Linked DNA regions of Mus musculus: regions 1, 2, 4 and 5 are each linked to region 3. Evidence: chromatin loops called from intact Hi-C (ENCODE). Cell type or tissue: heart. All regions are shown on one strand. Links, peaks and the distances in the headings refer to the core of each region. The heading gives the core; the rest is flanking DNA. Region 1 overlaps Col16a1 (collagen, type XVI, alpha 1). Region 2 holds the start of 1700108I11Rik (a long non-coding RNA gene). Region 3 has its middle 36 kb from the start of Ptp4a2. Region 4 holds the start of Spocd1. Region 5 has its middle 4.1 kb from the start of Tmem39b.

What was found. Hi-C counts contacts between places; a loop is a spot of excess contacts. Peaks named below come from ENCODE experiments on the same cell type or tissue, not always from the same donor. Only the 100,000 strongest peaks of a DNase experiment are listed, where the experiment ranks them.
Region 1: a loop joins it to region 3, with 5 times the contacts of the local background. A loop is called at or near these places in 19 of 42 quality-filtered maps.
Region 2: it touches region 3 in a loop (3-fold over the local background); 22 of 42 quality-filtered maps call a loop at or near these places.
Region 4: it touches region 3 in a loop (7-fold over the local background); 40 of 42 quality-filtered maps call a loop at or near these places.
Region 5: a loop joins it to region 3, with 5 times the contacts of the local background. A loop is called at or near these places in 18 of 42 quality-filtered maps.

What each region holds. Positions count from the first base shown.
Region 1 is chr4:130,085,340-130,091,115 of GRCm38, reverse strand. Col16a1 (collagen, type XVI, alpha 1) reads right to left here. Exons shown (of 70, transcript NM_028266.5): 52 at 5,253-5,297; 53 at 5,059-5,112; 54 at 4,862-4,897; 55 at 4,564-4,626; 56 at 2,423-2,494; 57 at 2,191-2,244; 58 at 1,560-1,604; 59 at 1,335-1,379; 60 at 979-1,032; 61 at 556-609. Among named protein-coding and RNA genes, the nearest start is that of Gm46871, 9.0 kb to the right of the region's middle. In heart, for the core only: no CTCF peak of the experiment used is centred there; a DNase peak (open chromatin) is centred at 3,585; H3K27ac peaks cover 409 bases; H3K27me3 peaks cover 4,518 bases.
Region 2 is chr4:129,847,564-129,853,339 of GRCm38, reverse strand. Ptp4a2 (protein tyrosine phosphatase 4a2) reads right to left here. Exons shown (of 6, transcript NM_008974.4): 6 at 3,337-5,626. The coding sequence ends at 5,518. 1700108I11Rik (a long non-coding RNA gene) reads left to right here and starts at 109. Exons shown (of 2, transcript XR_868199.3): 1 at 109-209; 2 at 640-837. In heart, for the core only: a CTCF peak has its summit at 2,631; no DNase peak of the experiment used is centred there.
Region 3 is chr4:129,781,637-129,787,412 of GRCm38, reverse strand. No RefSeq gene overlaps it. Among named protein-coding and RNA genes, the nearest start is that of Ptp4a2, 36 kb to the left of the region's middle. In heart, for the core only: a CTCF peak has its summit at 3,094 (motif pointing right); DNase peaks (open chromatin) are centred at 2,102, 4,382 and 4,972; H3K27ac peaks cover 1,249 bases.
Region 4 is chr4:129,926,161-129,931,936 of GRCm38, reverse strand. Spocd1 reads right to left here and starts at 3,170. Exons shown (of 15, transcript XM_017320505.1): 1 at 3,139-3,170; 2 at 1,734-2,688. The coding sequence starts at 3,140. In heart, for the core only: no CTCF peak of the experiment used is centred there; DNase peaks (open chromatin) are centred at 3,306 and 5,276; H3K4me3 peaks cover 796 bases; H3K27ac peaks cover 3,053 bases.
Region 5 is chr4:129,698,094-129,703,869 of GRCm38, reverse strand. It overlaps a transcript of Tmem39b not described here and a transcript of Khdrbs1 not described here. Among named protein-coding and RNA genes, the nearest start is that of Tmem39b, 4.1 kb to the right of the region's middle. In heart, for the core only: CTCF peaks have their summits at 2,213 (motif pointing left) and 3,216 (motif pointing left); DNase peaks (open chromatin) are centred at 1,229 and 2,169; H3K27ac peaks cover 1,368 bases.

The DNA of each region.
Region 1 (5,776 bases), core at 515-5,514, 300 kb before region 3:
CGACCCTTTAACACAGTTCCTCAGGCTGGGGTGCCCCAACCATGAGAAGATTTTCATTTTTAACTCATAGCTGTAATTTTGCTGCTGTTATGAATCAGAATGTAGATATCTGACATGCAGGATATTTGATACACAACCCCCCTGGAAGGGTCGTGACCCACAAGTTGAGAAACGCTGCCTTAAGGCCCTACCCAGTTCTCCCCTGTAACATCACCCCATCCCTTGAACCTTTCCTATTCCCTTGTTTCCTGTGCTTGCGGGGAGGTCCCATGGGACAAGGGCCCTTGTCTATGTGGCTCTGTGCTGTGGCCCTGGTTTGGAACAGATGGTCAATAATTGCTTATTGACTGACTGAATGGCTCGTGTCTGGTAAGCAAACATGCATGTGCCCGGAAAATCCAAAAGGCGTTGGAAAGCAAAAGCCACTTAATTAGATGAGTCCAAAGCCCTGGCATCTCCGCACGGCTGGGGCTCCTGTGGCCACCACGAGCTTACCACATCCCCCTCAGTGACATCCTAGTTCATAGAAGCAGAGACAAAAACAGTTTAACTCACAAGATGCCCTGGGGGTCCTGGTCGTCCCTGGGGTCCCATGGCACCGGGCTCACCCTGCAGGATCAGAAAGAAAGAGGTGACACAGAAACTCACTCACCTGCACATCCGTGGCTACTTTCAGGGGAGAGATGAGCAGAGCTTGTGGTGGTGCCATGGAGGGCTGGACAGAGCTCTGAGCTTTAGACTCTAGCCTTAAAGGCCAGGCCTGCCTTTTGGGTGGTTGTCCAATGGTGCTCTTAGGGAGGGGACCAGTTATAACTGTCAAGATGGGGGGCCGGGGAGCGGGCGAAATTTCACACCAGAAGGCCAAGGAGAGAAGTCAGCCACTCTAATGCAGAAAATGGGAAGATAATGCAGCAGAGAGGCTACATCTCAGACTTAGTGGAGCCCCAGGCCGCATGACCACAGAACCCCAGTCCTTACCTCTGCCCCTGGCCGGCCACTGCTGCCAGGAGGACCGGGTTTTCCACAGTCACCCTAAAAGAGAGAGGTGGCAGTTTGGCTTGGTATCCCCACCCCCACATTGACCCTGGATCAAGGGAGCTCTGACATCTTGCTCTGGCTTTGGCCAGAGGACCTCTGATACTCTTCAAGCTGGTGGGTGTCAGCATCCCGACCCAGTCTGCTGGGCCCTGGTGGCCTCAGGAAGCCAGGCCTGGAGTAGCAGCTCAGCCAGGGGTCAGGTGGCAGGCAGTTTAAACCCAGGCTGGGCTGCCCAACTCAGGCGTTGGGTCTGAAGAGACCGGGGAAGTCTGTTGAGCTGAAGTCCTCCTTCTTACCTTAGGCCCAGGGAGGCCAGGATGACCTGTTTTCCCCTTGAAGCCCTGGAAGGAAAAGCAGGGAGATGTGGTGCCCGAGATCTGATACCCGAGATGCCCCCACACCTTCCTGCGCAGGCTATATCAGTAGAGTCTATTGCAACCATAGCATGAGGACATGGAGGCTCCGAGGAGAGCCGGGAGGGGGGCTCAGAGCTCCCGGCTCCTTCCTTCAGCTCAACTTACTGGAGGTCCCATGAGTCCGGGAGGGCCAGCAGGACCTGGGTCCCCCTAGGGAAAGAAAAGGAAGCATTGAGGAGGTTTGATTCAGCCCTGACCACACCCACTCTCCGCCCCACTCTGCTTCTGAATCTCCATCCCCAGGATTTGCTGGGAACCTTAGATGGGACAGAGGGAAAAAATCCCAGTCTGGCTCAGCCTCTGACTGACTGGGGACTGTGAACGAGTCCCAGCCCCTCTGTGGGCCTTGGTTTGGTTTCTTTTTGTTAAGGATGGGAAATGACCTTGATAGCTCCACAACCCCCCCCCCCCCCCCCGCTTTGCCATGTTCCCATTTCTCTGATTGCCCAGAAAAATCTCAACCAAGGAGCCAGAGCCTGCTTAGGCCTGTCATGATTACAACCTTATTCTTTCCAGAATACAGCCTACTTCCTCCAGCTGTCCAGGTTTCGGGATCTAAGTGGTATCTCTGTCACCATCCAATTCACTTAACCTGGCTAAGTCTATTAGGAGGCATGAGAGACTCAGGGGAGTCTGAGGCCAGCCGGGAGGAGACTTGGATACCCTGATTAAAGGGCGACTCCAGCTCACCTCATCAGCAGGGAGGGCTCCTGCCTCCCATCCAGCCCCATCTTACCCTCAGGCCAGGCTTGCCGTCCTTCCCGTCCAGTCCGTCCAGCCCAGCAGGGCCCTGCGCACGAGAAAGGCGTGGCTAGATGCTGCTCTCGAGCTTAGGAGGAGGGAAGTCTGACCCAGCCCCATGGTTGGCTCCACCTCTTACCCAACTCACACTGTTACCACAACATGCACACACACTCACACAGGTACTCCATCCCACATGCCATCGGGCCCAGAGGCCACACACTCACCTGAATCCCGGGAGGGCCGGGTGGCCCAGGGGACCCAGGCAAGCCTGAGGGACCTCGAATCCCTTCACTGCCCTGAAACAGGAACACCCAATGAAGTCAGGGCCAGGGATGCTAGGGGGTCCCTGGGAGTCAGGACATCTGGCTTCCTGTCCTGGTTCTACGTTGACTAACTAATGTATTCCACACAGTCTCCCTAAGAACCTGTGTCCTCACCCACCAAGGCCCCTTTCCCTCACGGCTCTATGGGGAGTGAGAACTTGCTTAAACCAGCCCCTTCTCAGGGTTGTCCCAGAGGCCGGTACATGTGTGTGTGTGTGTATGTGTGTGTGTGTTTAATTTATATTGTGTGTGGGCTTTCATGCCTCAAAGTGGGAAAGGTGAGGAGATTCCTGTACTCCAGGGTCTCATGGTCCCTGAGGGCCACATGCCTGCAGTGAAACACCACATCAGCTTTTCAAGGATGGAGCTGCAGATCTCAGGGATTGGGGTGGAGGCCCATGGTGGCCAGGCCTTAGGGAAAATGTCACAGGAGTGTCACCAGATGGTGGACTCTGAAGATGAGTCCCTGGGATGAGGCAGGAGGGAAGCTAGAGGGGACCTAGGAGAGAGAGATTTGGAAGTGGTCCCATGCCTGTGACCTGGGTGTCAGGGCCCTTAGGGTAGATGGACTGGGAGATGAGGCTGGGGAGGTGGGCACTGGACCTGGAGGGGCCCCACGTAACATGTGGCACATAGTCAAGAAACAGACCAGTGGCTTTGACATCGCTTCTCAGCACCCTGGGAGTTGGTGGGGGACCCTTGATCCTTGACCCTGGGAGCATAAACTAGGTTTCTGGGCCAGAGGATAAGATTCCAGAACCTTCTTCCAGGTCTTATCCAGAGCTTCCTCACTTGTGTCTGTACTCTATGAGGTTGCACGCAAACTTTTGTCTAATAAAAGGCTCAGGGACTGTAAAACCACCTGCAAACAGCCATATAGCCATGGAAAGCCCAAAGCAGGGAATTGGGGAGGAGAATAGGAGTGTGGACTGAGAGGTAAGATGCTTAAGGAAAGGTTGCTGTTTCCCCTGGGCAGCGGAGAAGCTCTGCGGCAATGGACAGACACAGCTACAGGGCAGAAAGTCGGGGGTGTTGCAATACCGCCATTGACCAGGAGGGGTCAGCACAGTTCTAGCCAATGTCAGCCTCGCTGAGAGTTGAGATGAAGCACCTCTATCCAGCAGTGTGGGATTCTCTGCAATGACCAGCCTAAGCAGGACTTGGCTACCACCTCCATCCTTCACTGGGAAGGCAGGCATGAGAGGGAGCTGACAGCCACCATAGGTCCACCTACGTCTGATGGGCACAAGCCTGGGGAGGCGGCAGAGGGACACTCATCTCTGATGCTAAGACAGTGTGTGCCCTGGATGGCTCCCTAACTTTTGGGTCTTCCAACTGTTTTCTTTTCCTCATTGTACAGTGAGAGGCTAATGTGTGGCTTCAGAGAAGAGAGGCTCCCAGAAACCACAGCGCCCTGTGGATGCCTCCTCCATCCAATGCTTAGAAATTAAGCCTGGGGTCTCCCCCAGCTCCTACCCAGTACATAAGGGAGCCCCAGCTTCTGCTGAGCCAGGGACGTCACCTCCAAACTGCAGCAGGGCTATGTGCCTAGCTTATCACTGTAGTTCTAGAGTCAGTCCTGCAGAGTTCCAAGGCTGCTGTCCCAAGATTATCACAAAATCACAGGTGACCCTGTGTCTTCGGGGCCCTTGAGGACAACCTACAGAGAGAGGCAACCCCTCCTCCAGGTATGCCTCCATTCAAGGGGTCCCAGTTTCATTCGTTCCCTGGCTCCTTGCCCCCTCTGCTTCCCCTTGAGAAATGAAGCTGGCTGAAGCTGGCCTGTCACAGTCTAGTTACCCGCCTCTACCAGTCCTGTGCCTCTACCCCCACCTTGTTTATGCCAGTCTCCTGGCAAATGGGAGCCCAGGCTACTCAAAGGCTGAGCAGGGGGGTAGGGAAGGGAGGATTAGGAGAGGGCGTGGGACCATCCACAGAGCCATCCGTTGGTGAGCACAGCCTGACAAAGATGGACTTGTCTGTGAATTTTCTCAACAGTGGCAACAGCTGCTTGGCTTTGGCAGAAGTGGGGTTCGGCTCACCTTCTCTGCTTGGGGGCCAGGTGGGCCAGGAGCTCCAGCTTTGCCTGGGAATCCTGGAGGACCCTGTGTCAATGAAGAAGTGGGCAGGGCTGGAGGCGGGGCTTCTTCCCCCTACCTTCTTGGTGGGCGCCATCTATCTGCCTGACCCTCCGTGGTTACCTGGCTCCTGAAATCTATCACAGCCACTTGGACTGTTTCTCCCACCCCCTACCTCCCTGGCCCAGGTCCATCTTCATCCGGCAGGCCCTGCTCCTCCCAGTGGGACCGCCTTACAGGGAACTTCTGTGTCTTTACTCACCGGTGGGCCTGGGAAGCCTGGCTGGCCTTGAAATCCCTAAGGGAAGAAATGAGGAGGTCAGCCCCCCCTTCTTGGACACTTGGTGGAAAGAGGAACAGGCTGGGGTAGCCTCAAGTCTGCAAGCTTTGTCCTTGTCCTCCAGTCTGTCCTAGATGGGCAGCAGGTGAAGTCCCCTCAACCTCCCAGACAATGCTCACCTGGTCACCCTTCTCTCCAGAGCTCCCCTGGGGGCCTCGCTCTCCTCGGGGACCCTGTTGCCACAGAGGAGAATGCAGATGAGAACCCAGTCTTCCTGTCTCTTGGGCCGCAGGGAGAGGCCAGGGCACTCCCCCACCCCCACCCCCACTCTCCACCCCACCCCACCCCACCCCACCCCGTGCCCGGCACTCACCGCTGGACCTTGGGGACCTGGAAGGCCTTCAGATCCTGGTGGGCCCTGGGGACGCAAAGTAACAGAATCAGTCACTCAGAAACATGAGGAGTGAGGCCCTGGGGGTGGGCAGAGCACGAGGTAGGGGTGTCCTCTCCACCTGGCCCTTCAGTTCCCTGGAACCAGCCCGCTAACTAATCCTGCTACCTCCTGGCCTACAGCAATCTGGCCAAAAATTATGAGCTAATCTCTCTTGTGTAGGTCCAGCTCTGACTGTGTCACTCGCTGGCTCAAAAGCCTTCCGGGGCTCCCCTCTGTCTAATGAATGAGGCATACGCTTCCCACTGAGGCTGGGTTTACAGGCATCCTGTAATCTATCACCAGCCACCCTTCCCTGCTTCACACCCCTCTCCCTGCTCCCTCCGCTATGCTTTCGCTCTGTGCAGACTGCTGTACCCTGAACACGCTCTGTTGGGTCGCACCCTCGAGCCTGGGCATGGCTATTTCCTCTCTCTGGAATGCCCACCATTCACCTCTCCTTCCAT
Region 2 (5,776 bases), core at 430-5,429, 66 kb before region 3:
CAGGAACTTTAGCTGCACGCATCTGAGGAACCATTATTAAGTCACAATGCTTGTTTGTTTCTGTGTTGAGGCCCTGGCTGTTGTAAACCAGGCTGTTCTCAAACTCGAAGAGATCTGCTGCCTGCCTGTGTCTTCTGGGTGCTGGGATGAAAGGCATGCAGCACAACTGCCCAGCTCAATGAAGACTTCAGTGGCATCAATCCCACCAGGTAGACAAATCCAACACTAGGAGAACCCACCACTAAACTAAGTGCAACAGAACTTCTGGTGGTCTTTATAGGAGTAATCCCAATGAAATAAAAATTCTCACTGGGAGACAGAGAGGGCAGTGCATGCCTGAAATCCAGCACTTAAAAGGGGCCGGAGGATAAAAATCCCAAATAAGACGTCTGGTCTACATAAGAAGTTATAGACCAGCCTATAGAGACCCTGTTTCAAAAATAAAAAACCCAAACCACAAAACAATCTATGCTGGAACAGACTCAAAGGAGAATGTAAGTTTAGTTTTACTGTAAATTAAAGAGAAATTTAACTGTAGTGTTCAATTCCCAGTACAGGGTGTGTTTCTGTGTCAGAACAAGGTAGATGTGAAATCAAAACGATTTGTCTTTTGTATGTGTACACACTTGTGTGTTACAGCACAGGCTCCAAGGATCAAACTCAGGCATGGTGGCCATCTTGCCAACTCCTCAAACCAAATAAAGACAGGTTCTCTCTACAAAGCCATGGCTACCTTGGAACTCACTTCACAGACCAGGGTGGTCTTAAACTCAAGTGATCTTCCGACCTCTGCTATCCAAATAATGCCAAGATTAAAGGTTTATACCACCAACTCCAGCTTTTTTTTTTTAAAGATTTATTATATGTAAGTACACTGTAGCTGTCTTCAGACACTCCAAAAGAGGGCATCAGATTTCGTTACGGATAGTTGTGAGCCACCACGTGGTTGCTGAGATTTGAACTCTGGACCTTCGAAAGAGCAGTCGGCGCTCTTAACCACTGAGCCATCTTGCCAGCCTCAGCTCTGACTCTTATCATGCAATAAATAGTATGTTTATAAGTTGGTGGGAATTATGTAGAAAAGTTAATGAAAAGGGTATCAGAAAAAGGCACTTAAATTTGAACCTTTAATCAAATAAGGGATGAGATTTAAGAAGATGGAAATGCTTGCCTTAAAATTAAAAAAATAAAAGGGAGGTGGCTGGAGAGTTGGTTGGCGGTGTGAGTGCTTTTGCAGGTTCTGCAGAGGGCCCACGTTTCTTCAGCAGTAGTTCCAGGGGATCCAATTCTGTCTCTTGGTTTCCATGGATACCTGCACACATGTGGCACACACACATCAAATTTTTCTTTTCTAAATCTTAGAAATACTATAGAATGGGACCCTTTACACTGGGTATGTTGGTAGTAGTAACTAAGACAGTGGCATTGCGTGCCCACCAGAGATGGCTGGGTAAGGTGTAACCTGGCAAGCTTCTTTCAAAGCTTTGGTGTGAGCGCTGGGACACACTGGCCAGGGCACACTGTGACAGTGAGAGGACAGCTTTCAGCTGTCATTGTTGAGACCATCCAGCACTATCACAAGCTGGCTCTGCTCGCTCTCTCTCCTCAGGAGTGCTGGGATGACAACTATCCGTAGCATCCAGCTCTCTCTCTCAAGCACGGGCTCCAGGGATGAGCTCAGCCTTTTTACCCGCTGAGCTGTTTTCCAGGTTCCTTGTTTCTGGGTTTAAAAACCAATTAGAACTAAAGTAAGGAAGGCATTAAAGAAGTAAGAACCCCCAAAGAAAAAGAGCTAAATGAGGCAGATGTGGCAAGTTGGAAAGAGCACTAAGGTTGACACAAGGCCATGAAACTTTAGATGCATCGGCATGGTCAGATACACAATATCAGAGGAGCTGAACCAAAACCAAGTTCAGCCAGAGTGAAAAGACAAAGCATGCCATTTAGAGCCAAGAGTAATGATCATAACCAACCACAGAAGTTAAGAGGGCTAATGCAAGGCACAAGGTTAAAACCAAGCAATGTGACCCACGGCGCCTAAGTAGCACAGCACAAAGCTGTCCGTTGTAACTGCTCACCAAGATGGACTGGCTCTTGCCATAAAGCCCAGGGTAGCTTTGAACTCCCTGGTCCTGTCTAACCTAGACAGGACCAAAGTACTTAGGCTAGCATCACACCCAGTCTCTATCTGTAGCCAGACTTTTGGCTACTTTATGGTTTTTGTTTTGGTTTTTTTTTTTTTTTTTTTTTTGGTTTTTCGAGACAGGTTTCTCTTTGTAGCCCTGGCTGGCCTCAAACTCAGAAATGTACCTGCCTCTGCCTCCCAAGTGCTGGGATTAAAGGCATGCGCCACCACTGCCTGGTGGATTCCTTTCATTATCACCCTTCTCCCTCCACCCCCAACTCTACCTTCCAAGCCCCTAACACTAGGGAAAAGAGGGCATTGAGGCACCAAGTTCCTTGGTGCAAGTTTGTTCCAGTCAGGATATCCAATTTCTTTTCATTTCTTTACCCACAACCACTTGACAAATAGCAAAAGTGGTTGATTGGATCTACCATATATATCCTTTCAAAGAGTCCCTAGAACTGCGAATGTCAAACACATGCAGAAACCACCTGCAGCTGGTGTAATTGCTCCCCTGCTGGAGCATGAAGCAAATCACAACCAGCTGTTGCGGACACTCTAAAGCAGCTCCAAGTCCCACATAGGGGATTAAACATTCCTGACACATTTGTTCTTAAAGAAACCAAAATTCTCATTGTACCCACTAAAACTTTGTTTTCTTTAGGTTGAAGTCCTGCTTAAATTTATCTAGTTTACCAGTGACTAAAGAGAAATTCTATGATACATTAAAGCAGCTAATTCTCCACTTTAAAGACCTCACAGAGAAACCCTGTCTTGAAAAACCAGAAAAGAAAAGAAAAAAAAAAAAGTGTAAAAAGAGCTGGGCAGTGGTAGCACAGGTATTTAATCCCACACTCAGGAGAAGGCTGAGCAAGATGGATCTCTGAGCAAGATGGATCTCTGAGTTGGAGGCCAGCCTGGTCTACAAAGTGAGTTCCAGGACAGAAAGAGCTACACAGAGAAACCCTGTCTTGCAAAGCCCCCTCCCCTCCCCAACCCACCCCACTCCCCCAAAAAGGTTTATTTAAATCTAAGTTGTAATACATTATGCAAACCTATAACAAAAATGAATTCCTTAGAATGAGATTGGTCAAGTACATACTTACTAAATACCTCTCACTTCACCTCTCTAACGTATCCATTAATAATGGGACACAAATCAGACCTTGAGAATGCCAAGCAGAGAAAGGAGAGCAAACATGAACTGTTTAGGAGTGGGGAAGAAATTCACAAAAAGCATGTAAAATATGTTTTATTGTTCTTCAAAAGGGTTCAGGGTTTGGTTGTAAATCAGGCTGCACACCTTCTGTCAGTCTAACCTCTCTCACAAGTCAAACTGGCTTCAGTTAGCAATACTTCATTAAATCCAAAAGAAAGAGTTTTAATTTTGATGGGGGGAAAAAAAACGTCCAGTTCTGAGAACAATTAACATTAGTCTTCTTTAAGACAAAGGGCTGCTTTATTCTCCTTCACACACCCTTCTCCCCAGAACCAGGAATGACACTATCTCAGGCAGGCTATGCTGGTGGACACCTGCATGTGCAGACCCCCATGGGAGCTATTGTGCTCGTGAACAAATACACACACACACACACACACACCAAAATTCTAGCATGTCAAGTGGAAAAGGTTTGGGTGATATTGATCAAAACCCTTGAGGAGTCAACAGTTAACCTAAACTTTTAGGTAAGAAATTTGATCTTGAGTCTTTGTTAAAGAAATCTATTGTCATGCTCCGAAGTAACAATTTCTGGATTATATCATCATTTTTCAACTTTAAAATTCTAGAAACAGTGTCAAAAGCATTATTTTTCATTTTCTGGGATGAGGCAGGAAGGTATTTGCATTTAGTTAAAAATCAAAACAATTGCATCAACAGTAAACAGGCAACTCAGAAAGCCACCAACATCTGGGTACTATCAATGAGATGTCATCCATCCTGCTGGCCTGACGATCAAAATCCAGTGATGGCTGCACCCAAGGCTTGTAGCAGGGTACTGCTGGTTATAAACACTTAGGTGAAGAGGGTACACAGAGGTGCCCCTCCATTTGCTTTGTCTGGTCAACTTCTGCAAACAAGGAAAAACAGCTTTTCTGTATCAACACACTGAGCAGAGACCCCACACCACTGCCACATGATGCCGTGAGCACATGCTGCTCCCTGGGCTGCCTACTGTTGCTCTTCCACCCTGTTACAGCCTGTGGACACAGACTCACTAGGCAAGGCTAGCTCTGACAGTGATTTTTCTTTTTGAATCTCAGAAGAATCTAGTGTTAACAAGATGATAGGTGGTTACACTGAACTGTACAAATAAAACTGTACAAGAATAATTTGGAAAACTATAGGCATTTCTCAAGACCAAAATACAATGAATGTTCTGTTGCTCCTTTGACTATTTCTGAAATCGGTCCTAAAATTTTAAGATACCACTTTTCCATGACATTGTTAGATAGCAGATCCACAATCCAGTCCTACACTTGTAGAAACATGCTAGCTCTCCTGGAAACACCAATGGCCTCCAGTCATCTCTGCAATAAAGTTTCTAGGAGGCCCACTTGTTTCACTGTTGGGAAAAAGAATTCTCTCAGCTAAATTACAGGAGAAAGACTCTGTTTAGGATGTCATTTCGTCACCATTTATAAAACCAAAGGTTCCTGGCTACCTCTCACACCCTAATGGTAGATCAGGGGCACAAGGGGGTTAAAAAAAAAAACTAATATAAGCATCCATCATCAATAGACTAGAAACAGCCTGGACCACAGAATATATGCGCCACTGCCTTTTCTTTGCTTTTATTTTTATTTATTTTTTTGTTGGTTTTTTTTGTTTTTTTTTTTTTTTCCCTAAAAGTGCCCAGGTGGGCTTAAGGCTGCCAGACACACGCACATCTACAGCAACAAAGGCTGCTTTCTATTCCATCTATGTGGATCAGGAGATGGGAGGGAGGCAGGAAGAGAGATGAGGAAAATCTACCTCCCCCAGATCCCACCCACCACAAGGAGACCTATGTGCCAAGCATAATGGAAGTGTGTGCTCCCAACAACTGGCTCCACACTGGTTAATATTCTGCTGGTTTTCCTCAGACATCTATTTTGAAAAAGCTTAAAAAACACAGGAGATTTTGAAATAATTCAATCCTGGCAGAAATCAAAACTAGGAGCAAAATCATCTTTCACTAAATTAATCCCCTTTCCTTTCTTTTTTCTTTTCTTAAACATTTTATTCGTGTAATAGAGGGATTTCTTTATCGTTTGCCTTCTTCTCAATCATTAGGAGTTGAGGAGTACTGAATCCATTACTACTCTGATGACACAGGTAAGAATCCAGATTCACATTTCCAGGTACCAAGAGTTCCCTCTAATGCCACGATCCAGCCAGCCTGCTTCTACTTCTACTGAACACAGCAGTGCCCATTGGTATCTCTGAAGCGTAACCGCATCTTAGGTCGGTACTTCTCCAAGTAAAGCAGCTGTTTGGAATTGAATGCTCCTCTTCTTTTTCTGAAAACATAAGAACAGCACACTATCATGTAGCAAAGAGCTGTAGAGCTTACTGACGTGTGCTATGTCTAGAATAACACTTCTAGTTAGCTCTCCCTAGCTGAAAGCCTACATAGTTTCCATAGCACATTACTTTACAAAGCTGAAACA
Region 3 (5,776 bases), core at 226-5,225:
CCAGTGCTTGGGAGGCAGAGGCAGGTGGATCTCTGATTTTGAGGCCAGCCTGGTCTACAGAGTGAGCTCCAGGAAATCCAAAACTACACAGAGAAACCCTGTCTCAAAAGAAATCAATACAAAACAAAATAACTCATACACATAAAATTAAAATAAATAGTTAGGCACGCCTTTAATCCCAGCACTCCAGAGAGAATGGCAGGCAGATTTCTCTGCGTTTGAGGCCAGCCTGGTCCACATAGCAAGTCCTAGGACAGCCAGGGCTATGTAGAGAGCTTGTGTCTCAAAAGCCAATAAATATTATAAATAGATAAACATTAATACAAATTAAAAAAAATATGTCAGGCGCTGGGAGTGGTGGCGCATGCCTTTGATCCCAGCACTCGGAAGGCAGAGGCAGGCGGATTTCTGAGTTCGAGGCCATCCTGGTCTACAAAGTGAGTTCCAGGACAGCCAGGGCTACACAGAGAAACCCTGTCTCGAAAAACCAAAAAAAAAAAAAAAAAAAAATGTCAGGCATAGAAGCACATCTTAGTTTCTGCACTCATGAGACAAAGGCAGGCAGATCTCTGTGCACTCCAAGACAGCTAGGTCTACATAGTGAGATCTAGATACTATATATATATATATATATATATATATATATATATATATATATGTGTGTGTGTGTGTGTGTGTGTGTGTGTGTGTGTATATATATATATATATATGCACACACACACACACACACACACACACACATACATAAATATGCTTTGTGTGTGCCCGTGCATGTCTGGTGGGGTGACGGGGCACCCACATGTCTCTGTATGCACGCAATAGTCACAGGATGACTTTCCAGACTGCACTTCTGTCTTCCACTGTACGGGTTCAGGGGATCAAACTCAGGACACCAGGTATGGCTTAAGCCATCTTGCCATCCCAGGCCACAGTATTTTTAAATAAAAATAAGCATGAACTGGAACTCAAGATGTTATGTTGTAGAACATAGCGTTTGTCTGAAAAAAAGATTTAAGGTAAAAAATGTAACATAACAAATAGCTTCCGGGCTGGAGAGATGGCTCAGCGGTTAAGAGCACCGACTGCTCTTCCAAAGGTCCTGAGTTCAAATCCCAGCAACCACATGGTGGCTCACAACCATCCGTAATGAGATCTGACGTCCTCTTCTGGTGCATCTGAAGACAGCTACCGTGTACTTAGATAAAATAATAAATAAATCTTTTTTAAAAAACAAAAAACAAAAAAAACAAAAAAAAAACCCAAATAGCTTCTTCCTGTTTTTACACTCTAGCCCCACCCAGCCTCGCAGAGCACCTGCCCTCCCAAACATTCATTTTTCTCTGTCTTTGGAGCTACTTGAGTAGAAAAAGAAGTATGAAGCATATATGTAAGACCTGTCCTGAGGCTTCTAATGTTAAAGATATTGACAGGGATAGAAACCCACAGCATAGTCTCCAAATGAAAAAGCAGGTTTCAAAAAGATAGTCAAACCCATGACTGGTGCGAGTCTCAGGTCACAACACATCAGGTGATTTTCTCTTCCGTGTATTTTCCCATATTGTTAGAAGGTTCTATAATGTACATGAAAAATATTACTAGCTGGGCGTGGTGGCGCATGCCTTTAATCCCAGCACTCGGGAGGCAGAGGCAGGTGGATTTCTGAGTTCGAGGCCAGCCTGGTCTACAAAGTGAGTTCCAGGACAGCCAGGGCTATACAGAGAAATCCTGTCTCAAAAAACCAAAAAAAAAAAAAAAAAGAAAGAAAAAAAAAAGAAAGAAAGAAAGAAAGAAAGAAAGAAAGAAAGAAAGAAAGAAAGAAAGAAAGAAAAATATTACTAAGGTATTTACATAGGGGGGCTAGATACCTTGATTTTATTTTCTCTTATGTTGTCCTTGTAGTGTGTTTAACCAGATTTCCTCTGATACATCATCACTCTTCTGGAATAGGAGAGTTTACTTGGTTGCCTAGTCATCTGGGAGGTTGCTTCAGGCAGTAACCTTTCTTACAGGGAAGAGTTTCCGTGAGCCTGGTGGAAACGCTAAATGGCTCACCAGTGCCCTCTAGTGGGAATAATATTTCAGTGCCATTTAGCTAAATAACTCCTGTATTCCAACAAGCCAAGGTTATCCTCAAAGGCTGATTTCCCGTTGACTGTCATCCCTGCAGTCTGAGCGCCTGATGCCAGCCAGCATCAGGAGATCAGAAACCAGCTCTCAGATAGATCATGGTCTTGCTTTACCTAGACTAAACCCAGTGGCTGCAAGCCAGTGTGAACATTATCTGCTAGAAAGCAGGGGCTCCTAGATGCTCTTTAATAACCATTAAGAGAAAAAAAAAAAAGACAGCTTTCTTGACTAGTAAAGAGGTCTGGTGGTCAGGGGTGTGGACAGTAGAAAGCAGGTTGCAAGAAGACACAGTCATTCTAATCATGAAATCGTTACCTTTGTGTGGACTGGAGAGATGGCTCAGTGGTTAAGAGCACAGGCTGCTCCTCCAGGTTCCCTGGAGGATTCCCAACACCCACATGCTGGCTCAGGATCACAATTCCAGGAGATCCGATACCCTATTCTGGGCTTTCTGGGTACCAGGCATGCATATAGTATACCACACACACATGCAGGCAAAGCATTTATATACACAAAATAAAGTACATTTTTTTGTTGTTGATGATGTTGTTTGTCTTTTGAGACAGGATCTCTCTATTCCATAGCTCTTTCCTGGAGTCAGAGCTATCTTATCTATGTAGACAAGGCTGGCCTCACACTCATAGAGATCCATCTGTCTCTGCCTTTTCCTCCCTGAGTTGCTTTGGTCATGGTGTTCTATCAGCACAATAGCAACCTTAACTAAGACAAATAAAAATCTTGTTTCATTTTGTTTTGTTTTGTTTTTTTCAAGACAGGGTTTCTTTCTGTAGCCCTGGCTGTCCTGGAACTCACTCTGTAGACCAGGGTGGCCTCGAACTCAGAAATCTGCCTGCCTCTGCTTCCGGAGTGCTGGGATTAAAGGCGTGTGCCACAACCCCCAGCTTAGTTGTATTTTTTTTTTTAAGATTTATTTATTATTATATCTAAGTACATTGTAGCTGTTTTCAGACACACCAGAAGAGGGCGGCAGATCTCATTACTGATGGTTGTGAGCCACCATGTGGTTGCTGGGATTTGAACTCAGAACCTTCAGAAGAGCAGTCAGTGCTCTTAACCACTGAACCATCTCTCCAGCCCTAGTTGTAATTATTTCTATGTGTATAGGTGTTTTGCCTGCATGTGAGTCTGTGCTCCACAGGTATGCCTAGTGCCCACAGCAGCCAGAAGAGGTCATTGGATCTCCTAGAACTGGACTTCTAGATGTTTGTGAACCACTATGTGGGTGTTGAGAATTAAACCCAGATCCTCTTAACTGCTGAGCCATCTCTCCAGCACCTTTCAGCTTTATCTTAATCAGTTTGGAAATGGACTTGGGACTCCTGCCAAATAGATGAGAAGCCTGGAAGTTTAGTTTGGTTTGCTTTTTTTTTGGGGGGGGGGGTTACTGGGAATCAAACTCAGAACCCGATGCTTGCTATCTATCACTGAGCTGAGCCCCAGCCCTCTTTTCACATTTTCTTTTTGGTTTTCCTGAGACACTGTTTCTCTGTGTAGTCCTGGCTGTCCTGAAACTCGCTCTGTAGACCAGGCTGGCCTCCAACTCAGAGCTCCGCCCAGCGCTGGAATCAAAGGTCTGCTCCACCACCACCCAGCTTTCTTTTTACCTTTTTATTTTGAGACAGAGTCTTACTCAGTTGCCTAGGCTGGTCTTGAACTTGTAATCCTCCTGTCTCAGATTCTGAAGCCACTAAAGATGTTAAACCTGTGCCACCAGGAGAAGACAAAGCAAATCAGGCGACTAGAGCCAAAGGATGGGGGACACTCTGTTGGCCTAGGAGCTTGTTCCTAAACTCAAGCCTCAACTGTTGGATAGACTTGTCTAAAGTTTATGGCTCAAGATCAGGTATATGAGGCATATATATATATTTCTCTCTCTGCCTCCCTCTTCTTTTCTCCCTCCCTAACAACCAAAAGAATCCTTATTTGGCAAATGTATCAGTCAGGGTCCCAACTGAAAACAGATGGTGCACTCAAATTAGAATAATTTGAAGAGGGTTTATTCACAACAGTGTGGGTGGGTGTGGGGGAACTCAGAAGGGGTGGTGCGGTGACCCGAGGCTACAAACAGCTGAGGAACTGTCACTACCCTGAGGCCTGAGGGGATAGGGGAGCTGGTTACCTGATCCCTGAGGGAGAGAGGGCCTGCTCAGGAAGGCCAGTGACTGTCAATCAAGGCCCATTCCAGCCTGGGAAGGAAGAGCAATGAAAGGGGAAGCCCTCTGGCACCTCTTGCCTCAAACTCTCCTCTCATTGGCTGAGTTTAACCAGAGGGTAAAGGGGCCTGTTGGTGACACATCCTGACAGAACCAGACACAGACTAGAGCCAAGAGGAGCCAAGGGTGGACCTGAAGGAGTACACAGAGTACAGCTAGAGTTCCCAGAAAGGAGACAGCCTGCCTCGGGTCCCTCTCACAACCCTACACACTGGTCACGTGGAACCTCACGACAAAATGTTTAGTTATGTTGGCCAGGTTAGACTTGATCTTGAGTCCCCTGTCTCTGCCTCCCCACACACTAGGATGGCATGTGCCACCTCATCTCACTCACAGACCAGAGTTCTGGAAGTGGCATAGAGCCCTGTGGTCCTTAGAGATGACCTATTGAAGGGCACATTCCAGATTCCCAGAATCTAGAAAGAGGCCATTTAACCAGCCTCATTGACTTTGCAGGGAAGAGAAGGCAGGCAGCCCAGCTCCTCCCTTGGCCAGACAGCCCTGTGCTAGCTTCAGGCTGTGGCTTTGCCAGCTCCATTACCCCCCCCACAGAATCTCTGTCCTCAGGCCTGTGTGGCCCCAGTCACCAGCGCCACCAGACAGCAACTTCCCTTTCTCTCCACAGGAGATGTCTGCTTCCTTCTGCAGCCAGTCAGAGAGGCTTTTGGGATTCCCCACTGCTGGCAGGGGTCCAGTAATGCCCTGAGGACAGGGCCGAGCTGCATCCGACTGTCTCATTTGGTCACACAGATACCTGTCCCTTCTTTTCTCCCCAAACATTTAAACATTTATTCTCCTTGCTGCCAAAGTGAATTCTGATACCTCTAAGAGAATGGCCCTCATACCTTTCCACAGTCTTCCTTCCTTCTTTCCTCCTTCCCTCCCTCCCTTCTCAGTGCTGAGGATTAATCCCAGAGCCTCATAAGGAAGTGCTCCTCTGTGCTGCCCCCTCCCCCAGCGGGCTCTCAAATCCAGCTTAGCACCCCTCAAATAGCCCTTAGCACCTCCCCTGAAGGCCTTCCTCATTCTCAAACAGAAGTACTTCTGCATGCAAAACACCTAATAATAGCAGCTAGTGTTTATTGCCCATCTGAGCTAGTTGCCAGAAGGGAGACATCTCAGTCCACATAGGAGCTTTGTGAAGTAGGTGCTTGATAAAATGCACTGGGCATGCTGTGAATGGCACCCCAAACGCATACACAAGCACACGGTGACCTGAGGTCACCGTGAGAGCCACTCCTTTATCTCCATGAGTGAGAAAGCTAGCTTCAAAAGAACACCTCACTTAAGTGCACACAAGCAACCAAAAGGCAGAGATGGGTCCCAAAGCCAGGTCGGACAAAGCCCAAGTCTTTGTTCTTAGACCTATAGTATTTCACTGTGACTGGGGCACGCGCAGACTACAGTGACATAGC
Region 4 (5,776 bases), core at 335-5,334, 140 kb before region 3:
AAGTGTTTTGAGTCAGGTGTAGTGACACATGCTTGCAATCTCACCATGCAGGAGTTGAAGGGTCGAGGGTCAGAAATTCAGACCAGACTTGGCTACATTGGAAGTTTGAGAATAGCCTGGACCTTGACCTACCATCTCGACAAAAGCCAAAATATAGATGCTTGCAAGAATAATATCACAGAGTTGGGATAAAATTATCCTACAAACAAGGATAAACACATAGGCAGCTCATTGCCTCCTGTCTCAGTGTTACTAATGAGCTCTTTGACCCTGACTGGTCATTTTATCTCTTGGAGCCTCTGTGACCAAATCAGTGCAATGGGTATATATCATCAGTGTTTACCTCAGAAGTTGTACAAAGATCTCAGATAACACACTCAGCACCTGGCATGTTGAACAAGCTTAGCCGATGACATTGAATGCGCAAGCACACAAGACAAACTTCCTGGGTTTGGTTCCCACTGTCACTTCCTTTTCTTTGCTTCATATAATTATATCAAAAGCATCTAGCACATAATACACGTTCAATAAATATAAAAGCAATCGGTTATATGGGAAAAATAAGTACTATCTTCCACCCCTGGCTTGTAGACATTAGATATGGTTATTAACAAAATTCATATCATAATTAAACAGACAACGAATGCAGAGAGAAACAGTGACAAGAGAGAACACGGAAGGATGGAAGCCCCGACTCCATCCCTGTGTGAACTTGGAGAGGTCTGTTAATTCCCCCGAGCCTCAGTTTCCCCATCTGGTAAAGTGGGCTAATTCTTGTCTTGAGGGACTATTACTAACACTATAAAAAAAGCAAACATCACTCAGGTGGCAGAGGCAGGCGGATTTCTGAGTTCGAGGCCAGCCTGGTCTACAAAGTGAGTTCCAGGACAGCCAGGGCTATACAGAGAAACCCTGTCTCGAAAAACCAAAAAAAAAAAAAAAAAAAGCAAACATAATGGAAGTGGAGTGACTTACCTCCCATCTTGAGCTAGACACTTTATTTTATGTCCTATCTCATTATCCCATTAAAGAGGGGTGTGTATATCCTTTTTATTTCAGACAGGGTCTCACCAGGTAGTCCTGGTTGGCCTGGAACTCACTTTGTAGACCAGGGTGACCGCAAATGCATAGAGACCTACCTTTGACCTGCTTCTGCCTCCAGAATGCTGGAATCAAAGGCATTTGCCATCTTACCCAGCTTATTATATATATTATTAATCTTATTGAATGAGAGAAAAGTTATTAAAGAATAGTGGGAGGCAATTCCTCCAGGAAGTAGGCTAGAGCAGGATTTGAACCCAGGACTTGCTGCCTCTAACAGATAATGGGCCCTCACAGGAACTCAGTAATGTCGTTTATTTTTTTCCTTTCCTGACTCTAGAATTTCAATGTATAGAATCTGGGAAGCTGGGCTTAGTAAGCCACACACCTGTAATCCCAGAGACTGAGAACCTGAAGCACTAGAGTCAAAAGTTCAAAGCTACTGTAGGCTACAGTGAGTTCAAAGCCAGCCTAGGCAACTTAGTGAGAACCCCATATCAAAATAAAAGGGGCTTGGGGGATGCGGTTTAGTCATAGAGTGTCTGTTTAGCGTGTGTGAGGCCCTGGGTTCAGTCCCCAACAAACCAAACAGAACAAGTCCGAGAGAAGACGCTCAATAAGAGACACTGGAGTTTACTTCTGTTAAGTGCCACACCCAGCCATCCTACCCTAAACTATCAGCTTCAACTTACCAGTCTGGGAAAATCCTTTTTACTGGCTCCCTCTGCGTGATCCTGGCTTGAGTCATCTGGACTTGTCCAAGGCCGCTTCTTCACATGTGTAGGTCTTCTCTGCTCTAGGGGTGCACCATCGAGCCCACCCAAGGGCTCTGGGGAGCTAGCACAGGAATTGGCTGGGGCAGAAAGTCCTTGTTCCAGCTCCATCCTGGACCCTGACTGGGCCTTGTCCTCTGGCCCCACCGGGTCAGGTGGAGTGCCAGGGCTGCCAACCACAAACGCGGGCTGTACTTCCTGCTGATCTGTAGAATCCTCAGTCAGCACCTCTGGGTACAGTGCTGGACTCTGAAGAGGCTCCTGGGTGACCAGACTAAGGGGCTCGCCTCCAAAGAGCCCTGGGAATTCAAAAAGGTGATCAAGGCTGTCTGGCGCAACCCCATCCTTAGAAAAGAGCATGTTTTCAACCTCGGTTTCTACAGCACATTCCACCCAACTTCCACCTGGCTCTCCAGGCTCAGTGTCCTTAGAAGAAAGAAGCCTTGGGGGACCTGCAAAGGCCTCTGGAGAAGCACACTCGGGAGGGTCCCCATCTGGTCTTTGACCAAACCTCAGGGAAAAACCTGACTTTTCCTCCTCCTGGGGACAGATTCCACACTTCCTGCATTTCCTTCGGAAAGGGGGCAGGACTGGAGATGGGGGCGGGCCCTTTGCACTGAGCCCCTCTTTGCTGAGTGTAGGATCCTCTGGGGAAACCATTCCTTCGACAGTGGTGGCTTGTCTAAAGCTGGGGCTGCTGGCCTCTTCCATTCCTGCTGGCCCCTCTGTACAGACCAGTACTCTATCTGGGAAGTCCAGTGATGTACCACAAAGACTTCTGGAGCTTCCAGTAGCCAAGAAGTCACACAGAGAGTCCTGGAACCTAGACAATGTCCTCTGTCCACCAGCCCTGGCTAAAAACTTGTCAACAGGCCTATGTGGAAAAGAGGGAGGTCTCAGGGAAAGCCTGACTGGGTAGTCCTCCCCGGCTTGCCAACTCACCTCCTAGACATGCTCCCTCCCCCGACCCCCACTCCTCGCACTAGTCTGCAGAAGGGAAGCTATCCAGATAGGGCCACTCCTCTGAGCTTCCCAAGAGCTTTTTTACCCTTTAAGCTTTCTGCTTAAATGAAAAAGGGTAAAAGTCACTACTTATCAGTGACACTGTGAAATGAGGTATCTCGCTTCACCCTAGCTGGTTCAGAGACTGCCCAAAAGCACACAGAGAGCAGAAAAGAGGAGATTCTCCCAGAAATGCAAAAGCCAGCTCCACACGGAGCAGAAATCTCAGCCCTATCTATACCCCACTCCTATAAACAGGACTCTGAATCAAGCCAGTCCCTGAACGCACTAGGACCTCCGACCTAAAGCTCCAACCGCTTACATCTGAGCTGCTACAGCTCCTTCTCCTTCTACTCCTGGGGGGCCGGGGGGGGGGGTTGAGGGAAGAAGCACGTGATGCGGAGAAGATGGTCCTGGATCCAAGGGGTGGGAGGCAGGACCTGGTGGTGCCCAGCAACGGCTCCCTAGGGGTGCTGGCGTTCTTGTCCAGCAGGAGGCGCTCGCTCCCTGCCGAGGGCTTCTGGGAGGAGGTGCCAATCATTCTGCCTCCACGCGACCGGGCGGGGTGCGGGGTGCGTGGGCAAAGGAATCGCAGACCCCCCGGATGCCGAAAGCTGCCTAAGATTGTAAACAGAGTGGAGGAGGTGTCTGAAACCCCTGGGGATTGTTAAACTCAAATCTGATTATTTTTCCTAATTAGATATTTTAATATTGTCTGGCATACAATATATCTAGACACACATGTGCCTTCTAGTCGAATAGAACGTCAAGAAATAGAAAAGTTTAAACTTCCTCTCATTTCTCAACCCTCTACTCTGTGGAACTTTGGGGTTTTTCTTTGTGGTCGATTTTGTTTGCCTGATTTCATAGCTATGGGTGACACTCCCATGCACATATCACTTGGCTCTTAAAATTTAAAAACCAAGTGATATGGCACTTAATAATCCATTAATCTATTAATTATTTATATTTATTGTTAATAGTATAATTAGTTGTTGATTATATATATTATAATTTATGATTAATTAGTTATTGATCCCACATGTGGTGACTTTATTTACTATTCTTTCCCCCCTCCACCCAGTTTTTAGTTTTTGAATATTTTTTAATTTTTAAAAATTGAATGTATTGGGCATGGTGGCCCATACCTTTAATCCCAGCACTCGGGAGGCAGAGGCAAGCGGATTTCTGAGTTCCAGGCCAGCCTCGTCTACAAAGTGAGTTCCAGAACAGCCAGGGCTATACAAGAGAAACCCTGTCTCAAAAAAAAAACGACAAATAAATAAATAAATAAATAAATAAATAAATAAATAAATAAATAGGAGGAGGAGGGAGAAGGAAGGGAAAGAGAGAGAGACAGAGAGAGAGAGAGAGAGAGAGAGAGAGAGAGAGAGAGAGAGAGAGAGAGAGAGAGAGAAGCAAAGTAAAATGTGAAGTCTGCCCAGCACCACCCTCTGCCTTTGAATTCAGAGGCCAGCCTGGGTGTATAAGACCCTGCCCCGAATTAAATAGATACAACAAATAAAATACCAGTTGCAAGGGATTCTGGGAAGCCACTTCCACCTCACCTCTTCCCAAGAGAGCAGGAAGGCACACTGGAATGGGAGAATGGAAGCAATATTTGAAAATATCTTTCATCTAATTAATATGTCAATTGCTTTCTCTCTCTTATGAATTTTGATTTGATTTGGCCTCATGAATCTCAGACTGGCCTAGAAATCAGTAAGTAACCAATGGGAGCCTTAATCTTCTCACTTCCAGGGTGCTGGGATCACAGGTGTGGACTACCACAGTGGTTTATGCCATGCTAGGGATGGAGCTAGGGTTTCGGGCATGGTGGGTAACCACTCTGCCCATTGAGCCACATCTCCAGGCCCTCAGTGGGTATTTTTAAATATCAGTCATGTGTTAAAAATACCCCATGTCCGTGGGGTATTTTTAAATCTCACATTACTATTGTGGATTTATGTGTCTAAATTCCTGCTTTAGATATTTCAAAACCACTTTTTAAGAAGCATTCGAAAAATACTTTTTTTTTTAAAGTATGGAACTCAAGGATAATGTTTGTCTTAAAAGCTTATTTATTTCAGCGTAATTTCCAGCTTGGGAAGAAATAAAGGTGCAAATGTATATATTTCTAGAATCTCCGTGCATGCCTCGCCTGCTCTCCTGCTTATTTGCTCTGTGTGTTATCAAGGAACACTCCCTACAGCTCAGCAGCCGGCCACAGGGCTGTCTGCTAAGCTCTGAATCCCCTGTGACCTTTGGGTCCCAGGCTCCAGCTTGGGCACTGGAGTGTCCTTGGCTCTGCCATCTCCTGTTCTAAGGTGTCCTTGTCACTCCTTGTTTCTCACAGCCTTGAACAGTTGTTGAGGGGGACCGTACTCCTCTTGCACAGTGCTTATCAGCTGGGGTTTCTCTAATGGCTTCCTCCCGCATTCGGCCTTCTTCAGAGTGCCACTGAGGGGAAGTGTCTTCTGTCACGTCCTACTGGGGCAGGTGACAGCTCCCAGTGACATTAACCTTCACCACGGGTAGAGTGTTTTCCGGATTTGGCCACGGCCAACTTGCTATTTTAAGAGTGTTAAGATGGAGAGAGGTAGTATTTTCAAAGGCTTTTTCAAAGTGGCGTTCTACAACGTCAAACAGAAAAACAATGCAGCCGGCTCCTCCTAACATTCTGCCTTTGCTTTCTGTATTTTCCTTGTTCCACAATTAATATATATGATAGAAAATTTGTTTGTTTGTTTGTTTGTTTGTTTTGAGACGAGTGTCTCTATGCAGCTCTGATTGTCCTAAACTCAGTGTGTAGACCAGGCTGTTCTTAAACTCACAAAGACCTACCTACCTACCTCTGCTTCCTCAGTACTGGGATTAAATTTCTTTTTTTTCTTCTCTTTTACTTTTGTTAAGATTCACATTATTTCTGCTGGGCAGTGTTGGCCCACACCTCTGACCCC
Region 5 (5,776 bases), core at 322-5,321, 84 kb after region 3:
CAGTGCTAACCGTTCAACCTACTCAAGGCATTTTAGTAGGAGGGGCTGGGGCTTAACGTGGTGTTTGATCACTTCACTTGCACTTGTAGAGGACCTGGGTTCACTTTATCTTACAATAAATGAATGAATAAATAAATAAACAAATAAATGGCTTTAAAGAGTTGAAAGGCAGCAGACATCGTAGCGCACACCATTAATCCCCGCACTCAGGAGGCAGAGACAGATGGAGTTCAAAGCCAGCCTGATCTACATTGCAAGTTCTAGGACAGCCAGGTCTACACAAACCTGTCTTGAAACACCAAAGACCAGGGACTAAATCCCTGGTGTGGCTCTCCAGGTCAGAACACTCAGCTCCTGTGCTATTCCCGGTCTCTTGTTTCTGCTTAGTTTCCCATAGAATGTTCTGGAACATACTACTATATATGCCCCCCACTGTCACACCTTTATTGGAACCTATAGCCTGGGTGCCCTTGGACATTCCAGAGGACTCCCAGAAAAGAAGGTCACCCTCTGTAATCTGTGAAGGAAAGTTGAGAATCATTTACTTTAGGTAAGGCATTTTAAACTCTGAGCCTGTGTTCGTCTTTGTTAGCACTTGTCCACAAGTTCTTGAAGGGTGGGGCTGTTCTGCATCCCCTCTGTACTAAAGTTTTCAAGTATCTGCCTCTGCATGAAGCGTTCAATAAAGGCTTGGTCAAGCGATGAACGGTGACTAGTTCTACCTACTAGCTTCTGGGCCAGTGGTCTAGCCTCAGCCTTTCTCTTCGGAGATTGTAAGTCATGTATAACCTCCAGGTCCAGGATAGCTGCTTGAGGGTCACAGCCGGTTACAGGGAAGCTCAGAGTTGAAGTCAAACATCTTGGCTTCAATTCCAGTTCATTCCTTTGGTGTTTATTCCATAAGCGATTTCTCTCCCACTGAAGGGGAACCCGAGAAACGTTTTAAATCTGAAGAGCTGGGCAGAGTACAGCCCCAACATTCTTCCTTTCTTTCAGGCTTATTTTTAGAAATTCTGTCACAGCATCCACCTCCGTTACTGCTTAGCATCCTAGGGATCTTTCTCTTGAGAGGTCTGACTTAGGGTATTTGGCTAACCCACCCAGCTGCCCTGCTTGTCAGTCACCTGCAAGCTGAGAAGGATGACGTCAGCTTTCCCCAAGCCTCTGGACTGCTCTGAGACATAAATATTTTAAAAGGGCCTTTCTCTCACCGTTGCCAGGGTGATGGACTCTCAGGGGACGAGTGGGAGTGTGGAGGCAGGACGGGCTCTGGAAGGGTGGGTGTGAGGCCTGGCCGCCAGCCAGGACTAAGCTCGGGAGGGGAGGCTGGAGCTGTGCCTTGCGTGCCTCTCCTTCGTTGAGCCCTTAGCTGTTAGGATGCTTCCAGGCCCGTCTCTGGGCTCAGATGCCGTTTGGTTTTTGGTAAGTTGACGTTTTCTGGGCCTTGGTTTTAACATCTCTTGGTGTTGGAGGAATCTCGTCTTAGTGCAGGTAAGTGGAAAATAAAGAACGTGAAAGTATTCTGTGTTTGTAATGCTGTGCTTCCTTTGCTAGTAAATCCTGGTTAGAGAAACTAGATCCTGTTGCTGCTTTCTGAGGACCCAGCCTCCCTGTAGTCCAGTCTGGCGTCAAACTTCTGCTTTCTGAATTCTGGAACTGCAGGCATACACTACCGCCACTGTCCTCTGTTGGACTCCTAGTGCCACATGGATGCTGCTCCCACATAACGATATTCTCGCCTTCACTTCAGCACACGTACGGTGATGTTACATTGAGATAGTGTCCCACTTTAGTTCAGACTGGCCTTGAATCCTGGCTCAGGTTCCAGCTCTTACTAATAATTTTTATTATTTTAAGATAACATCTCCCTTTCTGCCCTGGCCTGGCCTAGCCTGGATCTCATACACAGAAATCCCCCTGCCTCTACCTCTCAAGTGTGGGAGTCGGGTGTGCACCACGGTGGCTGCCCCAAGCACCTAGCTAGACTATGTGGATAGCACCAGGGATTCTAGTTGGGTAATAATTTAGAGTCAGAGTTCATGGGTGTTAGGGCCTAAGACACACAGACACGAGTTTAGACTGTACACCTGCCTGGTCATCTTGCTTTGTCTTACGCCACACGCCCCAATCTTAGCACGTATCTGAAAAGGAAACTGGTTTCGCGTCCCTGTTGCTTTGGGAACTCCTGTTTCTTTGTATGTGGCTCCCTCTGGCGGGTGTTGATGGTAAGGAAGTAAGATCAGATATAAGACTGACATACCACTCTGAGAGAATGAAGTGGGGCAACTCTCCCAACTCCTAATGACAGCCACCGGAATTGTCATACACTGTGTCTCTGCAATCTACCCACAATCTAGTCCCCACAATAATGAATAGGAATTAATTCTAATTCTCAGACAGATTTGAAGACCTGGAATCAAATTCTTTGCAGCATTTAGGATCCTCAAATGATCTTACCATCTTACCAATCTGTTTTTCTAGCTTCAATTATTGTCTTGGTTTTATTTACCATTAATACAAAATGCCCCAACAAAAGCAGGTCGGGGAATGAGTTTATTTTATCTCACAGTCCAATTGTAGACCATATGATAATCAAGGCAGCGGTAACTTGAAGCTGCTAGTCACATCCACCGTCAGGAGCAGAGAGGACAGATGCGTAACACTCATTTTCTCCTCAGTCCAGGACCCAAACCTCGGCGTGATTAAATGAGTCCTCCCTCTTTGTTGACATAATTAAGATAGTATAGGCCAACCGGATCAAGAAAATGCCTCTTTGAAATTCTTCCCCAGCTATTCCAGGTTGTGTGTCCGGTTCACAAAACTAATCTCAAATATGCTCAAGCCGACCAGACTCTTCTGGAGGAAATGCTAACTTGAAGCATTGTGCTGCCGGGTGGTTGTTGGCACACGCCTTTAATCCCAGCACTTGGGAGGCAGAGGCAGGGGGATTTCTGAGTTTGACGCCAGCCTGGTCTACAAAGTGAGTTCCAGGATAGCCAGGGCTACAGAGAAACCCTGTTTGGGGGGGGGGGAGGAAGCATTGTGCTGTGTCCTGCCCCTTCAGACTACAGGCCTGTCAAAACAACATGGGACCTCAAACTGGCTAGATGGCTCAGTGGTTAAGAGCACTGACTGTTCTTCCAGAGGTCCTGAGTTCAAATCCCAGCAACCACATGGTGGCTCACAACCATCTATAGTGAGATACGATGCCCTCTTCTGGTATGTCTGAAGACAGCTACAGTGTACTTACATATAATAAATAAAACTAGATTATTAAAAAAAAGAAAAACAAAAAATCATGAGGCCTTTGCTTAGTTTAGCTCAGTGTTCAGGCTGGCCATTGCGGCAGAAACTTTTAATCCCAGCAGAGGCTAGATTTCTGAGGTTGGAGGCCAGCCAGGACTAATGAGTGAAACCCAATCTCAAAAAGCTTCCCAGTGGCTTGCTTTGTTATTATCTCTGTAAAACATAAAATGTGAAGTTTGACAAGAACATAGGTATGAGGGCTGATGTATGGAAGGGCTAACCACACAAAGAATGAAAGTGACCCAAGAGATTAGAACAAGAACACCCTTGAATGGTCTTATATTAATCATCTAAAATGTCTTTGGGAGACCAAATCACTTGGCAGCTGGGGTGGCTGCAGGTGACATTTCTTCAAAGCCTTTGCTTTCATCAGCCATCACAAGGAAATCTCAAGATTTCTTTCTTGATAGCTGTAGTGTATATACTATGAAAACATCTCATTTTACCTCACTTAGATCACTAATTCCCCCTCCCCTCGAGCCAGCCACTTGTCTGGAGTTGCAGGGCTGTTGGAGTGCTTTGACTTCTCAATCATTTGCCCACTGGAACTTCAAGAAGACTCAGCCACAAATGGACTGAGGGAGGCAGATTTCCCAGGGGAGAATCATCTTTCTTATTGGAAACAATGGATGTCCAGCAAGCGGTCATAACAAAGCCGGTTGGACCCATGGGTGCCCTTGCTGTCTTACACTGAGTTGTAGGTATGCCAAGTCAATTCAGTAAATATTTCCTGGGAATTCGCTATGTACGATGTTCGTATTTTTTACACTGTAGATTCATAAACATTACCAACTCCACAGGCAGTTACCAGATTCAAGAGATGTTTCATCCCGTATGGTACAAACACACTTTACAAACCAACAAAAGACCATGCTAGAGATTAATCCCAGGGCCTTCCAACAGACACTGGACCATTCAACAAAACTTACTCATCTCAGAAACCAGGTCTGACCCCTCCTAGGAAGTTGTTTTCATACTATCCTCTGCCTACTGCTAAAAGGGATCGTTCAAAACATCCTGTTTCTTCATTCAGGTGTAGCAATTTGTTATCTCTGTCCCCAGGATATAGCAGTAACTGAAAATATGGCTAGGTGTCACCCACATTCCCGCAGATGGCCCGGCTTTGGTGTATGTTTGGCGCTCACAGAGACTGGAGGAGAGCATCAAATCCCCTATACTGGATGCACAGACCCTTGTGACCTGCTGTGTATGGGTGTTGGGAATTGGGTTTGGGTCCTCTAGACTCTGCTAAGTTGTGCTAACCAGTGAGCCATCTCTCTGGCAATTTTCTGTGTTACTGTGTGTGTGAGGTGAGGTGCCAGTGCCCTCTGAGACCAGCGACAGGATCTCCTCCTGTATCCTAGTTAGGTTTCTATTGCTATGATAAACACCAGGACCAGCCAGGCATGGTGGCACACGCCTTTAATCCCAGCACTTGGGAGGCAGAGGCAGGTGGATTTCTGAGTTTGAGGTCTGTAGAGTGAGTTCCAGGACAGCCAGGGCTACACAGAGAAACCCTGTCTTGAAACAAACAAACAAAAACCACCAGGACCAAGAGTAGCATGGTAAAGCGATTTCTTTCATTGTAAAGTTATGGTTTCTCATGAAGAGAAGTCAGCAGGAATCTGGAGTCAGAAACTGAAGCAGAGGCCATGCGGAGAGGTGGCACTACCCACAGTGGGCTGAGCCCTCCCACATCAGTCATTAAGAAAATGCCTGCATGCTTGCCTATTGGCCAGGCTGATGGATGCAGTTGTCATCCCCACATTACTTACCCTCCTTTTTACTTCTTAAACATATCAGGCTGAATGTCCTTGCATTATTCCTCTGTCTAGAATCTTCCCTCTCCCCCAGATACTTCCTCTGACTCATTTCAAGGAAGCCTGCTTTCTTTCCCCATCCTATTTAAACCTGCATCTGGACACTCCCGTTTTTCCTTTCATCCTGCTTTCTCTTCTAATATACTACTAGGGGCTAATATACTACAGAATTTACTAATTTTCATGTCTGTCTGCCCTTATAATTTAAAATCTGTAAAATCTATAAATATCTTCTAATTTGTTTGATTAATATGTGTCAAGCATTATGATAACCTGTGAAGTCACCAGACAATTAAAATTGCTTGTGAGGAGCCGGTGTCATGGTCGTGGTGCTCGCATTTAATCCTAGCACTTGGGAGTTAGAGGCTGGTGGGTCTCTCCTTTCGAGGCCAGCCTAGTTTACAAAGTGAGTTTCAGGACAGCCAGGGCTACACAGTGAAAACTTGTCAAACAAAACAACAGCAGGGCTGGCTTGATGGCTCAGTGGGTAAGAGCACTTACTGCTCTTCTGAAGGTCTTGAGTTCAAATCCTAGCAACCACATGTGGCTCACAACCACCTGTAATGAGATCTGACGCCCTCTCCTGGTGTGTCTGAAGTCAGCTACAGTGTACTTATATATAATAATAAATCTTTGGGCCCCAGTGAGGG